Linked DNA regions of Mus musculus: region 1 is linked to region 2. Evidence: chromatin loops called from intact Hi-C (ENCODE). Cell type or tissue: left cerebral cortex. All regions are shown on one strand.

The links. Peaks named below come from ENCODE experiments on the same cell type or tissue, not always from the same donor. Only the 100,000 strongest peaks of a DNase experiment are listed, where the experiment ranks them.
Region 1: it touches region 2 in a loop (4-fold over the local background); 3 of 42 quality-filtered maps call a loop at or near these places.

Annotation. Positions count from the first base shown.
Region 1 is chr10:18,621,092-18,629,091 of GRCm38, reverse strand. Arfgef3 (ARFGEF family member 3) reads left to right here. Exons shown (of 34, transcript NM_001033258.4): 18 at 1,321-1,471; 19 at 3,627-3,944; 20 at 7,833-7,966. Among named protein-coding and RNA genes, the nearest start is that of Hebp2, 79 kb to the right of the region's middle. In left cerebral cortex, no CTCF peak of the experiment used is centred here; DNase peaks (open chromatin) are centred at 2,079, 3,572, 4,326, 6,737 and 2 more places; H3K27ac peaks cover 1,928 bases.
Region 2 is chr10:18,740,379-18,748,378 of GRCm38, reverse strand. It overlaps Arfgef3 (ARFGEF family member 3), which reads left to right and starts at 4,621. Exons shown (of 34, transcript NM_001033258.4): 1 at 4,621-4,838. The coding sequence starts at 4,754. Gm32926 (predicted gene, 32926) reads right to left here and starts at 4,908. Exons shown (of 5, transcript NR_152783.1): 1 at 4,495-4,908. In left cerebral cortex, CTCF peaks have their summits at 3,860 and 4,564; DNase peaks (open chromatin) are centred at 6,014, 6,286, 6,466, 6,929 and 4 more places; H3K4me3 peaks cover 3,251 bases; H3K27ac peaks cover 2,416 bases.

The DNA of each region.
Region 1 (8,000 bases), 120 kb after region 2:
CATCGCTTATCTCCCAAACTACACGTCAGGTACAACACAAAAGTCTTCCTTCCACGCTAGTTCTCAGGGATACAGCACCCTAACTCTGCAGGTCTCCTCAGATCTCTGCAGGTCTCTGCAGATGCACAGGTATGCATGCCTACACATATGTGTGTGCATACACTCATACACACACACACACACACACAAGTCGGAGTTCTTGTAGCTAGGGAAATAGATCAGCTGTTAAGAGCACTGGCTGCTCTTCCAGAAGACCCAAGTTATATTCTCTGTACCTGGGTGGTGGCTCACACCCATCTGTACGGTTCTGACATCCATTTCTGACCTCTGAGGGAGCCCACATACAGATGTGCCCATACATACATGCAAATAAAACACTCATACACATAAAATAAATATTTTTAAATGTTTAATTTTTTTAATTATGGTTCCTAAAATAGAACACTTTACAAAGCTAAAAATGTTCTAATCATAAACAAATACAAAATGAAACTGGTCTTATATTCATGAGGCAAATAGTGTTTTCCTAAAAATAACTTTCTCCTTCTGACGTGAAACTGGCTGAGTCACTTGAAGATAGTTTTCTCTATTCCTTAGCTCTGAATTATCACCCACCACATCTGGTAACTGGAAAGCTTTCTTTAAGGGTGGCACTGCCATTTGGCCTTGTGTTAGGACTTAGCATGAATGATATGCCAAATCAATTTTTGTGTTCTTCCTCAGATATCACCACTTTTATTTTATTTCAATAAAGCATTATTTATAGCTTACAGATACAAGTGTGGATTCCGGGGATAAAATTACATCATGAAAGAAGTCATCTTTGTGCTCCAGATACATACACATAGTTTTTTAGATGACCACATCAGAAATAATATTAATATCAGAAATAATATTGATATCAGAGAGACTTACTTGCATACTGCCAAGAATTTCTTGATTTTTATAAATTGAGGTGTACAAGGACGGATGAGGAATCTGGAAACAGATGTTTGGGCTGGAGTTAGCACATGGAGCCCACCCTCAGTGGTGTTATGTCTCACTAGACCCATGGGTGGGCTGGAAGGACCTGTACCTAGCTCGGGATCCATCTGACCCTAGAGCCACAGAGCAGGGGTTACCAGTGAATGGGGTCTTGTCTGACCATGACTTTGCATGTGGACGATGGAGCCCTGCTGAAGAGGTGCTTGCAGCCAGTGAAGTATATCATTTCCCTTTTGCTCTTGCATGAGAACACACTCTTTCATTTCCATCTTGTCTCTCTCCCTTTCTGTCTCCCTTACTCAGACTGCTATTTTAATAAATGTCTTTCTGGCACAGTGAAACTAAAAGTGGAGCAGAAACTGGAGCAGATGGGGAAGGTGCAGGGGGTGTGGCTGCACACAGCCCACGTCTTGTGCATGGATGCCATTCTCAGCGTAGGCCTGGAGATGGGAAGCCACAACCCGGACTGCTGGCCACACGTGTTCAGGTGCATGATGGTATTCCCCACCCCTAACGGCACAGACCCTGCCTTGGAAAGCCTGGGGTGGTAGAGAGGGTACAGACTCCAGAGTCTGCAGCATCTCAGCAGAGCGTTCGCCGTTTAGATACGTTTTTAGTGAGACACAGAAAAGAGGACAAGAGATAAGTACCTGCGGCACGTATGTTGCAGAGAACAGAATGGCAGAACTGGATTCAAGGAACTGTGATTTATCTGTTGACATTGCCGTGGGGGACAGATGGATTATAGCAATGGAGAAAAAGCTGCTTTCTTGAGTAGCAGATAGAACACACCCATGCAGTTTAAATGAGAGTACATTGTCCTTTCTATTTACAAAAAAGGACCCTGGATAACGCACATTAGTATATACAGTACCTCATTAAAGACATCTAGTTTAAGTGGACAAAGAAACACAAGAAGAACACAGTAATACATCTGTGCAAAGCACCACTAAGAATTTGACTCTTGAGTTTTGTGGCACGGAAGTAAAGAGAGTCTCAGTCAGCACCTGTAAAATCAAAACAAAATGGCGACCACTCAATAGTGCAACTCTTAAGTCTAAGTCAAGAACCACATCTCCCCAGGCACTGGCATTAGAGCAGAAGAAAGAAAACGAGCAGATCACCCCTGGAAAGAGAAGAGTCAGATGATAACCCAGCGAGATCTGAGTTCAGTTTGACGTCACTAAAACAAATATAGCTCCAAGTGCTAGTTGAGTTCCTAAGAGAACAGTATGCAGGATGGCTAAGGGTTGTAAAACTAACCTGTTACATGTAGTTTTTAAAACACACTACCGGTAGCCTTAGCTCTGGAGCTGTGACCGAGCCACCAGCCCCTCCCAGCTTAGCCCGGATTGATCTAACCATCTCCCAACCCAGCTTCTCTTTTTCTACCTTGCCTTTGCTCCATGGATAGAAAACATTTGGACGGCTTTATTACTTTAGAACTTGCTGGCTAGCACAATTTCTGGGCACAGAATCTCCTGCCTGGAAAGGCATGCCCTCATCAATTATCCCCATTTTTTCCTCCTGCCCTAAACTTATTAGCTACCCTGTATCAGCTAGCCCCCACCAACCTCCTTGGCCCCTGCCCATAGCAGAAGTTGCAGGCCCTAGCTGCCCTGAGGCCGAACATGACTGCTGCTGCTTTCTTGTTTAAAAGCGTGCAGAAAAGACCCTCTTTTTCCCTCCATCTACCTTTTCCTCCTGGAACTTGGAAAGCCTTCTTCACTGACAAAATCAAGAACTAGTTAGGGAACCGGACCTTAGTATCAGCACCTCCCCCTACACCAACCATCGTGAAAGGAACATGTGAAAGGACCAGGATGTAGCAGCCTGGAGCAAAGTGGAGTGAGAAAGAGAAGCTGATAACCTGATGTTTTGCCTTGGCCTTACAAAAAAAAACAAAGGGAAGAGATTCAGGTGACACGCAAGCAATATATGTGAATTCAACAAACTCCCTAACTATAGAATACCAGAATAGTTTATCAGGATGCCCATCGACAGCAACTAAATTATCTGAGATGTCTTAGAATGCATCTTAAGTTCAATTAGGAACAAAGCCTTTGGAAGTTGGCAGTTGCACATGTCTGTTCTGTTCCTGCCATGCTAGGGGATCCCCCTTATCCCCATTCCATACGTGGACACAGGTATTTAGAGCTATCAGCATCAGCCACATCATAGCTGGGTAGATGTCTACTGTGTCAACAGCGCCTGTCCACTAAGCATGTTCGTTTGGGATCCTTTCGTCAGGAAGTGCTTCTCAGCTAATCAGAGCATAGGACAGAGGGAGAAGGGATGCCTCAGGGAAAGTTTTCAAATAGGTTGTTTAGTAAAGCAGTAACCTAAGCAACACAGAAGGGGTAAACAGAGTTCTCTTGCCTGTCTTTTCCCCAGCGGTGATGAGTGAGAGAATCTTAGGAATCGCTTACCCGTGCCAAGGCTGGCCCAATTCAAAACAAATCTTCTGTCTCTAAGTAGTAACAAACATAGTGAGGAAATGGCAGTGCAAAATATGATAAAAGGAAAGGAGGAAAGCTGAGGCAAACTCCAGGGGTAGCTAGATTTCGTTTTACCTCACTGTGGGATGAATAGAGTCGGCAGAGCTGGGCTACAGTATTCACTTCCTGTTTGACTCTCTCTAGGGTGTGTGAGTATGTGGGTACACTGGAGCACACCCACTTCAGCGATGGTATCTCCCAGCCCCCTCTGACCATCCATCAGCCACAGAAGACATCTGGGAGCTCTGGCCTCCTTGGGGAAATTGAGTTTAAGAGCTCATCCCAGGAGCAGAGCCTGGAGCAGGGGCCTTCCCTGAACACAGCCCCTGTGGTCCAGCCACACTCCATCCAGGAGCTTGTTCGGGAATGTAGCCGTGGCCGGACCTCGGACTTCCGGGGAGGTAGTCTGAGTGGGAACAGTGCTGCCAAGGTGGTGCTCAGCCTTTCCACCCAGGCCGACAGGTATGCAAGGCCAACTCACTCTGGGGATGTTTAAGCATGGATTGACTGTTGGCTATGCCTGTATTAATTTGTCTGGTCTCAAAATCAGCCTGAGGATAACAATGCATTAACCAGTTACTAAAAATGCTTTGCATCGTGTGTGTGTGTGTGTGTGTGTGTGTGTGTGTGTGTGTGTGTGTGTGTGTGCGCGCGCGCGCGCACGTGCGCGCGCACGCGTTGCCTGTTCTTCAAGCACTATCTACTTTTTTGTTTGCTTGTTTGTTTGTTTTGCTTTTTGAGGCAGTATCTCTCAAGCTTATCAAGTAAGCTAGGCTGGCTGACCAGCAAATTCCAGATCCAGACTTGTGTGTGCCTCCTCCACACCAGGGTGTGTTACAAGTGTGAGACATTACACTCCGCTTTTTTATGTAAGCTCTGGGGGTTGAATCCAGCTTCTCGGGCTTGCAAGGCAACAATCAGTTGATATCAACTGAACTGTCCCCATCCCTCTTTCCATTGTCTTTCTTCCTACCACACATCATTTTTTGAATGAACCAAACCATCCTCTAATGCCTGAGTTCCAGGTCTGAAGTGGACTACCTGAAATTTAGTCTATGGTTTTACTATCATGTCTGACTTCCTTGCCAGTAAAATAAGGTTCTTTTTAAAAGTAATTTTCAGAGGGTAGTTATGAGGTTGAATTAAGTAATACTTAAATTTTAGTGACTCTTGCTGCAAAACCCCTTACTATGGGTTGTAGAAATAGCTCAGTGGACAATGTGTTTATTGCACAAAGATGGAAATCAGAGTTCAGATTTGCAGGACTCACATAAAAGGCCAGGCAGGCCTGGTAGCTCTCTGAGATCATACCACTTGGGAGTTGAAGACAGGCTCCCTAAGCCAAACCAGTTGCTAGCAAAAATTGTCAAACCCTGGGTTCAGTAAGAGAACCTGCAGCAATAAGTGGAATGAAAAAGCTCTAGATGAAAAAACACAATCAAGGAAGACACCCATTGTCCACACACACACACACACACACACACACTCATACTCAGGAAATAAAATAATAAAGACATGCCCACCCATAAATATGGTACTTACTGATGTCTAAGAACCACATTAAGGTAAAGAAGGCAAATCAGTTGCTGCCTCAAATGTTTGACAACAGGTCTTGATTCTGGGAGTGCTTGTGATCACCAGCCACACCACATCACCTTATTTATCCCTTAACGTATAGTTGTTACACCCAGGCTTCCTACAAAAAGGGCAGACCGGAGGTGCTAGGGCAGCAGGCTGAACATTCACTGGCTGGGCTCGGACATCCTGACTTCCTGTTCTGACTTTGACATTGAGGAGCCTGCTGGTTTCTATAGAAACAGTTAAACCTAGACTCACTTTCCCCCCACTAAGTCACACAATTTGTACATGTTCTAACTGGTAGAAAATCACTTGCTTCTAGGTATCCAATAAATTGGCTATTAAAGTGTTTTAAAATCCAGGAAGTGGTACACGGGTGTCAGGAAGAGTATAACACACTCATGTAGTATGTTTATTAGAGCATAAGAAAAAGAAATGGTTACGATCCAGAAGCAAACTAGAAAATAGCAAATGAGATGTGTGTGTACTGTGTGTACTATGTGTACGTGCTGGTGTGTGTGAGTCTTGGATATGAGTGTATGTATGTATGTGCAGATGTGTGTTGTGTATGTTATGTGCATGTGTTTTTTGTGTGCTGTGTTTTTTATTGAATATCTCCTGCCAACATAAGGCCTCAGTTGCAAATATAATTATCTTTGAAGTAGACACAAAAGACTTTAATAGAATTTCTTGGAAGAATTAGTCAAAGAGGCAATTTATTATAATTAAATATCTATTAATACTGGCTACAAAAATAAATTTTAAAGTTTGTTAAATTTTTTTTATACAAAGCATGGTATGCTGATAATCTTTATTTTGGATGACCTCTTCACATCAATGTCTCTGTGTGTGTGTGTGTGTTGTGTGTGTGTATTGTTCTCTCTTTTTGCCTCACTTTCTGTCTGGGAATGGTCAGTTTACTCAAAAGGATAGGTCTTACATGTAGGCTAAGTTCTTGAGGCCCTCTGCTTCCTCTGCCTGGGATCATCTGCTGAGAGTCAGCTCCCATGCTCAGACTGCATCCTCTTCTCTCAAAGACCCCAATGGACAGACCATAATAAGGAGATGACAATATAAGTTAGCATTAGTTAGTGGCTATGGTATCAAGCACTTTCCCAGACACTTCACACAGACCCCACAAAACTCCAGGCTCCCCAGCCATGAGTTATGAACTTTATTTCTTAGAGGAGGAAATATAGGTCAGTGGAGTCAACTAATTTGTTTTAAGCCAATACACTTTAAAATGATAGAGCCAGCAAATGCTTCAGACTTTCTAGAGATTCTTGCTACTTACAGATAGAATCTAAGAGCAGAACAAAAGTACAGGGACTTTTTTTTCTTTTCCTTTCTTTCTTTTTCTTTCTTTCCTTCTTTTTTTCTTCCTTCTTGATGTTGTTTGGGTTTGTTTTTGTTTGTTTGTTTTGTTTTGTTTTAAGATAGAATTTCATGTATCTTAGGCTGATCCCAAATTTGCTATGTAGCCGAGGACTGCCTTGAACTTACTTTTTTGCCTTCAGCTCCTACTTACTAGGATTATAGAGCTGTAACACCAGAACCCTAGGCTTCAGGCATGCTGTGCAAATACTGTGCAAATACCTGCTGTGCAAATACTGTGCAAATACCTGCTGTGCAAATACTCTACAAAGCAAGCCGCATCCGCAGCCACTAACTCTGCAGAGACAATTTTTAATCTTTCTAAATGTATATTGGCATTTTACCCACGTGTATGCCCACGTCCCACATGTTCACAAGGGTTGCAGAAGAGAGCCCAGTGTCCCCTGGAACTGGAGCCGCGGATGGTTATGAGCAACCATGTGCTGGGAGTTGAACATGGGTCCTCTGCGAAATCAGCCAGTGCTCTTAACTGCTGGGCCATCTCTCCAGCCCTAAAATTACAGAATTTTAATTATGTGTGGCACTCTGATACCAGATCACAATGGATAACAGTACTCATTACATATGAAATTATTTCATGCACTAAAATGATCAGAACTACTTAACATTTTCAAAGGCTCATTCTGGTGTCAAGAAGTAACTTGTGGTTTTGATGTGGCCCTCCCTCCTTACAGACGGAAACAAAAAGACATGTTCAGTGTTTTCCTGTGACCCCACCAGTCATTTGTGCATCCTTGTCCCTTCACATCCTTGGCTCGTTTTCAAACTAGGTCTTCAACTTTTGTTGTTAAATTTCAGGTGTGCTTACTTGTTCTCTATGCTGGATTTATAGAATATGTAATATCTTTCCATGCCTCATATTTTAAACTATTTCTGTCTTACAATTTAGTATGTCTTAGTTTAGTTCTTCAAACAGGCTCAAGATTCAATTTTTGTTCAAGACAATGTCCCTTGAGCAGCACGAGGCATCCCATACCACTGGCATCACCACAGGCTTGGCAGGTAGACTATAGATACCTCACAGCTCACTGTGGCTATAGGGCCCTAATGTTTTACCTCCTGGAATATCTGGAAGCAATAACTCGTCATCTTTCACATTCTTGCCAAACAGTTAGGAGTGCTTACCACACATGGCTGGCCCTGAAAGCTGCAAAGATTTTTTTTTTTTTCCGAGTATGCTTTCTGGTTTTCTTTGCATCAAAATCCCATGGTTAGTGCAGACTTGTTCACATTAATAATAGTTATGACAATACCATCCATTTCTCTGCAGTGCCTTCACAGAAGTTTTGTTAATTGTATCACCCAGATTGCCATACACGTTCTGCCACCTGTCCTTGATGCATTGTTCCCCCATAACATATGTTTATTTGCACCCAGGCTCTTTGATGACGCGACCGACAAGTTGAACTTAACAGCCTTGGGAGGGTTCCTCTACCAACTCAAAAAAGCATCTCAGTCCCAGCTTTTCCATTCGGTGACAGACACAGTCGATTACTCTCTGACAATGCCAGGTAATTTTCCCTGAAGAACCTGTTGGTAAGTAAG
Region 2 (8,000 bases):
CACTAAAAGCTTGGCATTTAGAACTGGTTCTGAGCTTTTAAAAATGTTGGCATATTTTTTTTTAATTAACTGAATTTGTAGTCACAGAAGAGTAACACATATTTCAAGATGCTAAATATACACAACTGTTAGAAAATGCCTTTTAAATAATCACATGAGGAGAACAATACATACCAGTGGAGAAATTTGGAATGAATAAAATCAAAGATATTAATTACAAGTCTCAATTTCAAATTTTAATAGTTTCCAAAAACTATTAAACATGCACACACCAGTTTAAGCATCAGTGAGTGCTCTTGATTCCAATATTTGTATAAACCACAGTTGTAAAGAAGTGAAGCTTCGAAAATGAGACAAAAGGGATCAAAGATGGACTATCACGGCTGCGCATGCAACAGTGTCTGTATGCTCCCGGCCTGGAGGGACTCAGGAGTAGGCCCACGTGCCAACTACAATGAATAAAATAATATTAATAGCAATTCAATGGTTAAAAGTTAATGTTGTTGGTGAGGCATTCCTATAATTTCTGCACTCTGAAATTCTCAGTCAGGAATATCCTGAATTCAAGATAAGCCAGTGCTATATCCTGGCTCAAACAAAACCAAAAGCAACCCCTTTTGTTTGTATGCTTTGACCTCTTTCTACATGTGTGCCTGTGTACACTGGATAGCAATGCAGAGTAAGTTTATACTGTTAGCTGAGGATCAAAGATAGAAATACTCATTTTCCTTCACAGTCACCGCTGTTGAGAGGATCATTTACACACGTGATGACACCTGTTTCTAAGTCACCAGGACAGACTCTGCCCACGCCACTCCATGTTTCTGTTTATTTATTTAATCCTCATGTATGCTATATCTGTCCTCTGAGGCTATTGATGGTACTGTTTATTATTATTGCATTTTTGAACCATTTTAAAAAGTACCCTGGTTCTTTATAAAAGTTAATGCATTTGATGAAAAGCAAATCACACTGTTAGCCACACTGAAGATTATTATTGTTACATATATATATATACATTGTGCCCATATTAAGATTTATATGCAGTCTCTGTCAAATATTTAAAGTATAAATACTCATTTATACGTTATATAAAGTAAACAAAGTATATAAAATATAATATTTAGGTCAAGTAGTATACAGAAATGCATAGTATTTCACAGTTATCTAATTTATCTTATAAACTGGAAACCTGTTTTTATCTCACCCAGTATTCCTCTCACATTATTCTCCAAAACTTTGAAGTATGCTGTTTTAGATACAATATGAATTGCCTCTCCATCTCTCTGTTGTTGGACATGTGTATAGTTTTAAATTAATTTATAATTCCAAGACACATGGAAATCTTTGTCAGAAAAGCTTTGTGTTTATTTTCATTTCACACCCTTTGGATGACTTGCCAGAAGAGGGAATGCTGGTCTGGAAGCATATGTGTTGTACACAACCTGATTCCCTTCAGGAATGCAGGACCACGTTAGGCTCACCAGCATCCCCAGTGCACGGGGAGGCAGGCTCTTCTGCCAGTCTTTCACTCACAATAGCATTTTGAAATAAACATGGCCGAAACCTTCCCAGATAGCACTATTCAAATTTAGGAGACTATAGGAGACATTTCTCATTCAAATCACCACATTTCCATGTGGATTTGTAAATGAAACTTTTGATTAATAAAAGTTAGCCACTCACTTAAAAGTTTGTGCTGTTGTACTGGACTTTTTGTAGATATATGAATAACTGTATTTATCCTGTAAATTATTATTCGTAGAATTATTAACCTCTTGTTTTCCTTTTACCCACACTACCACCTTTGAACAATTTGGTGAGTCTTTTTAACAGCACTGTTCCAATCACTGGCATTATTAGAATCATTTTCCTGGTTTGTACCATACTTATTCTCTTTTTAATTATAAAGCTAATACAACTTTAAAATAGGCTCAAAATATAAAACTACATAAAATTAAAAGATAGATTTCCACCTGAGTGTAACTTGCTCTTGTATTAGTGACTTTTCTGTTGCTATGACAAAATACCATGGCCAAAAGTAACTCCAGGAAGAACGGGTTTTCTTTGGCTTCCGTTTCCAGAGGGCTAGAGTCCATCTTGGCAGGGAAGAGATGGCTACATCAAAGAAGGCAAGAGCTGAAAGCTGGCAAGTCACCTTCCATCGGCACACAGGAAACAGAAAGAGAGAAGAGTATGTGGGGCCAGGCTATAAAACCACGAAGCCCCACACCCCTAATGCCATCCTTTCTCCAGCAAAGCTCCACCCTTTCTAGGTTCCATAAGTTTCCCAGGCAACCCTACCAACTGGGGACCAAGTATTCAATTCAAGTACAGGAGCCTGTAGGGGACATTTCCATTCAAACTCTCACATCTGCATTGTAATCTGTGAATGGGACTTTCCACTTAAAGGTCTTAAATAGTCAAATCATGAAATTTATTGAATTTTCCCCATTTCTGCCATAACTGGTTTTGCAAAAATTTCAATGTATTAGGAAGTATATCCATTTAACTTTTCTTCTTAACCTTTTATGGTTTAATTCTTACATCTAACTCTTTAAACTATCAGTCATTCATTCTGATGCATGGTATAATTCTGATGAATATATTATTCCAAATAGTTAATGCAGTGGTTGAATATGAGGTTTTGTTGTTTGCTTTTTCGCACTAGTAACTTTCCCTCAAAAGATGGCTCCATTGGATGTGTGGATGGTGGGCAGAAGGGCCCTTGGGAACTGGCACTCTGAAGGAACTAAGAGCAGTCAACACCCTGTCCCCGCTGGACACTTCCTTGTGTCACTTTCTTCCCTGGCTGCCTTTCACCCCTGGGATTTCTCCCAGTCTCTCCCTTGTACTAATTCCTCAGACCCTTGTCTTAGGTCCTGTCTGGCCTCTGACAGCAACCACTCACCATATTGAATGGCTCTAAATCATCCCTCCCATCCCAGACATTTCCTGGGAGCTCCTGCCCATAGATAAAACACTATGTATCATTATCTCTTCAATCAGACCATGTTAAATCTGAGCTTGTACACTCCCAAGCCCTTCCTCCATATCATCTTTACCTTACCAAATGGGGCCAACGTCTTCTGACTTCCTAAAGAAAACCAGAATGCTCCCCTCATGCTGCCTCTATCCAGTCTTCTCTATCCAGGCGTCAAACCCTTTGGCAGTGTCTCCCCAAATGTCTCTCTTCCAGACCACCTAAAGTCCAGTTTATTCTAAGGTTGATGTGAAACCTGCTTAAACTCCCCCAAGACATCACTCTCTCTGCAGACAGCATCCCTATCAGTAGAAATATATTTCTAATAAAAACTGAATTTGTGCTGGGTGTGGTGGCACACGTCTTGAAACCCTGCACTCAGGAAGCAGAGCAGAGGTCTCTGTAAATCCAGTCAGCCTGGTCTACAGAGCAAGTTCCAAGACAGCCAGAGCTACTAAATGAGATGCTGGTTTTGGGGGGAAAAATTAAAATACAAAGAACAAAAATTCGCTTCTAAGTCCACCCTCACTACCTGTCACAGCTCTCAGAACAAGGTCATTGCTTTCCAGTCAGGACTCTTGCCTGTAACAGCTGGCAAAGGAAGCACCAGAAGTCACTCAAATAGCAGAGGCTTACTCACTCCCCCCTCCTAGTTTAGTCCCCCTGGCTTCCCTGCCTATCAAAAGCTAACATCAACTGTCTGTGCCAGTGTGTCTCTTCAGAGGGAAACAACCAGTACACGAGGTAAAGGAAGGAAGGGAAGAGATTCTTTTATTATTATTATTATTATTACTATTATTACTTTGACAGTCTCGTGTCCCTCAAGCCCATCTCACACTGACTGTATAGGCAAGGATGACCTTGAACTTCTAACTTTCCTATCTTCACCTGCTGGTACTGAAGGTTTTAAAAAACATCTTTGGATTTGGGCTGTGTGGAATACATTCTTGTTGGCTGGGAAGTAGCTGAGGTCTAATTTCCTTGTGTATATACTGGGCCATTAATTTCTAACATACAGGGCAGTCCCACAGGTTGACTACTGGTCTATTTATAGATTTTAAGTTGTCAGTTAAATCTATTGATTTTTTTTTCTTTTTTCAATTTCTGCCTTAGCTGGTTTGGTAGAAATCTCAATGTACTAAGGGAAGCGTATTCATTTTAATCTTCTAAATCTTTTCTGGTTTAATTTTCACATCGAATTCTCTAATTATTAGAGAGAACTGTATTAGAGTCTAATGTATGCGTGTAATACATTGTAAGCTCCCAGCAGGCAGGCATATGACGTAGTTCTCGCTGGATGGCTCCAACCTTACACAGGGAGGGGACCAGCTGTTTACTATTTACTATTTATTACTATCTACCCCCTAGTGTAGCAGGTCTCAGAGATGCCTGATGCGCCGGCCCAGCAGGTGATTGGCACAAGCGACCAGGCCCCTCCCTGCCTTCCGCCCGTGGATCTCGGTGATTTCCCTAGGGCAGAGACTGGCCGGCAGCCAGCCACAGATCCCCACCTTTGGATGAAGCTTGGTACCCCAGGTCCTCTTGGACGTTAGGTAGACGGCCGGGGCCTCCCGGGTTCCCCTGCTGGTGAGCGCACCTGACCCGGCGGGCGTGGCAACAGGCGTGGCGGCGGGGCTGACGTGGCCTGTGGCGCGGAGCGGGTGTGATTCATCAGCGGCCGCCGAGAGCCATGGGGACGAGTGCCGAGGCCTCCTAGGCGCGTCCCCTGCGCGATCTCGGGGTCGGTGGCCTGGCTCTAGGAAGGCCAAGATGGAAGAGATCCTGAGGAAGCTGCAGAGAGATGCGTCCGGGAGCAAATACAAAGCCATCAAAGAGAGCTGCACCTGGGCCCTGGGTAAGTGAGGGCGATGCGCGGGAGCCGAGGGGCTGCGCAGGGACACCTGCTCCCGGATCACAGGCTCCTCGGGCCCCTGGGCAGGAGGGACTGCCACCGACTATGGGTTATGAATGTTGCCTCGGATACTTAATGCGGGGTATGAAAATCTTGGCTCAGCGTGGGCATCCAGCTGTCTCCATCTGGTTCCCTTACCGCTTCCCAAACCTCTATGGGAACCGTTGCCTTTGCTGTGAGGTAACCTCATTCCTGGTCCCTAGAGCCCATAGACAAGGGTTCCTCTCCCCCCCCCCCCCCCAATAGCCAAGTTAGGACCTCCAGCTTGTATGAAATCAGGGCCCTGGTTTCCAGGGGTATGGAAGAAAAAAGGAAGTTAATTAAAGCAACAGCCCTCTTCTCAAACACTGGTGAGTGGAACCAGGAAGGAAGGCTTGTTTAATTTGATTTTGCTGATAGAAGCCACCTTGCTAAATATTCGCTTTTATGGCTATTGTGCATGGAACATAACAGACTGAAGGAATTGTGTTTCTCTTGCAGTTCGGTTATTGACTTGCCCTCAGACAGGTGGGCTTTTAGTTGTGTGAGCTGTGCTAAAATTGAGATAAGTTCCTGGTAGCAAATGAGCATTTCCCATCCTGTAGGCTGCAGTTCTCAAAATCGGAAAACAAACGGAATGACATGTCAATTAGGCAAGACCAAGGCGCTGAGAATGGGGGGTGGGGGGGGTGGGGGGGGTGGAGTGAACTGTACTATATAGACAGCCCACTAAGCCCCTTGCTTTACCAGAGCCTGCGTGATATGCCTCTGTAACCAGCTAATTAAAAACAACAACAACAACAAAAACCCAGGAACCCCTTCCCTTGAAATAAAAACCAATCGGTGATTGTCATGATTCTGTGCTGTGTGCAACCTGGAAAATAAGGCACAGAAATGCCGTTAGCCGTAGGTCCAACTAAAGACAGAATTCTCATAGTGTTTTAGGTCATGCTGTTCTGACAGAAGGTCCTAATTCACATGTTTGTGCACACATGTGTGTCTGTGTCTCTGTGTGTAGACAATTGTAGCAGCACCATCCTTTGTTTAATCTCTGCATAGCCCTAAATTGTCTCAATTATTGCCCAGGGAGTTTATCTTGTAGGTAGAACTAGTGTTTGGCCATTTTAGTGTAATGTTAAATGCAAATGGACTAGCTGTCTGAGAAGCAGCAAGGCTCTTAAAGCCGCAGTAAGATTTCAGTGTGGCCATTACCGTTTACTGTTCAGCAGTGATTCGAAGCTGGATTCCCAAATGCCTCTCTAATGAAGGGTCACAGATGGCTGGCTAACATAATAAAGCAGGACCTGACTGGGCATGAAATACACCATTCCTAGTATTCCTTATTAGTTTGCTGTAAACGAAACGGATTGAGATAAACGCAGAGGTGTAGAGTAACCCAGTGTTTTTAATAAGTTGGGCATTCGATATTCAACATCTTGTGTTTAAACCACGGCTGTTGAACTTAGGCCCTTGAAGCTACTGGGGAAGAAGCCCGGAGCCGAGGACAAGTAGATTTTCTGGGTCAAGTTCAGAATTCACCTTGACCGTAAGAATAGATGAGGTCCCTTTTGCCGCTCCTTGATCACTCTGTAATTAGCAAGAGAAGAGATAAAGCTATGACAGCTAAATAATAGCACGGAACCTTCCTGGGTACATGGGGTACATGGGAACAACCACAGTTGGAAAACCGGGCATGAGAGCTTCAGTGAGATAGGGTCTGACTATGAGGGGAGGAGAAGGGAGACTGAGTAGATTTCACGAAAGAATGGGTAATCTTTCCATTCTCTAATTTTTCTTCTTTTTTTTTTTCCGATCATACATTTCAGACACTCCTGTAGTGAAAATCTGTTTGTTGAAGGGGAGTGGGGGTATGCAGTATAAACAAAGGCGGAGGCTAGAGGGGTTTGCTGTTTTTCACTCCCCTCCAGTTCCCACAGCCAAGGCAAGGCTTTTACTAGAAAACACTTGCCGCCCATCAGCCCTCGTATTTTAAATAGAGGAACACGTACATTTCTAAGAATGTACTTAAGAAGCTAGAGCAGCACCGTTTCTGCTTGCCCCATGGAGAGCTCCAGGGCCTGGTGGCAGTTAGCTGTGCCACCACGTTGTCGATGGCACCGTGCACAGCAGTTACTTTCTTTGCTCCTGATCCTCTTCCGTCTGGGATTTCTTTGCCGCTCCTTCAAAGCCTTACAGGAAGCTTTCAGTGCCTGCCTCAGTGGAATTCTTTACCCCGCTGGCTTAGAGCCCTGCCCTCCAGACTCTCTTAGAGCACTTAGTACTTTGGAGTTGGCACACGCATACCTATGACGGAAGGATCATTGAGAAACATCTTGAGTACAAAGACAAGGCAAGTTAAAGCTGACCCCCCTCCCCCCACCACACAGTTTACTTGCTCCATCCATGGAAGGTTCATTGGAAGAATAATGGGGTTTGGGCTGATATGAAATTATACAGTCTTAAGGACCTTGACTTGGTCTTTGTGAATTGTCTGTCATGCTCTACACGGATTTTGGGTGTCCATAAACTTAGACCATCTTATCTCCTACTTAGACTGTGTTAGGAGAGGGGAGTAACCCTTATTCAGAGTTTCATGGGGGGAGCCTGGTGTTGGGATTGGTTTCAGCTGTGAATAGGAGATAACCCTAGAGTCACCTGAGAAAAAGAAGGGGCTTCAACTGAAGAATTGCTAGATCAGATTGCTCTGTGACTATGTTCACGGGGCATTTTCCTAATCGCTAATTGATAGAGGAGGGTCCAGACCACTGTGAGATGCCTAGGCAGGTGGGACATGAGCTGTGTGAGAGAGGTAGCTGAATGTGAGCCTGCAACAACCTGAAAAGCAGCTTTCCCTTGTGGTATTTTCTTCAAGCATCTGCTCTTACTTCTTTCAATGATAGACTAACCTGTAACCTGAAAGAAACCCCTTCCTCTCCAAGCTGCTTTTGGTCGTGATGTTTATCATAGCAACAGAGATTATACTAAGACACGCAGTCGGCTTTCTTTAGAATGGAACAGCAGTCATTTCAAGAGAGAGAGGGCCCCCAATGGAGGAGCTAGAGAAAGCAACCAAGGAGCTAAAGAGATCTGCAACCCTGTAGGTGCAACAACATTATGAACTAACCA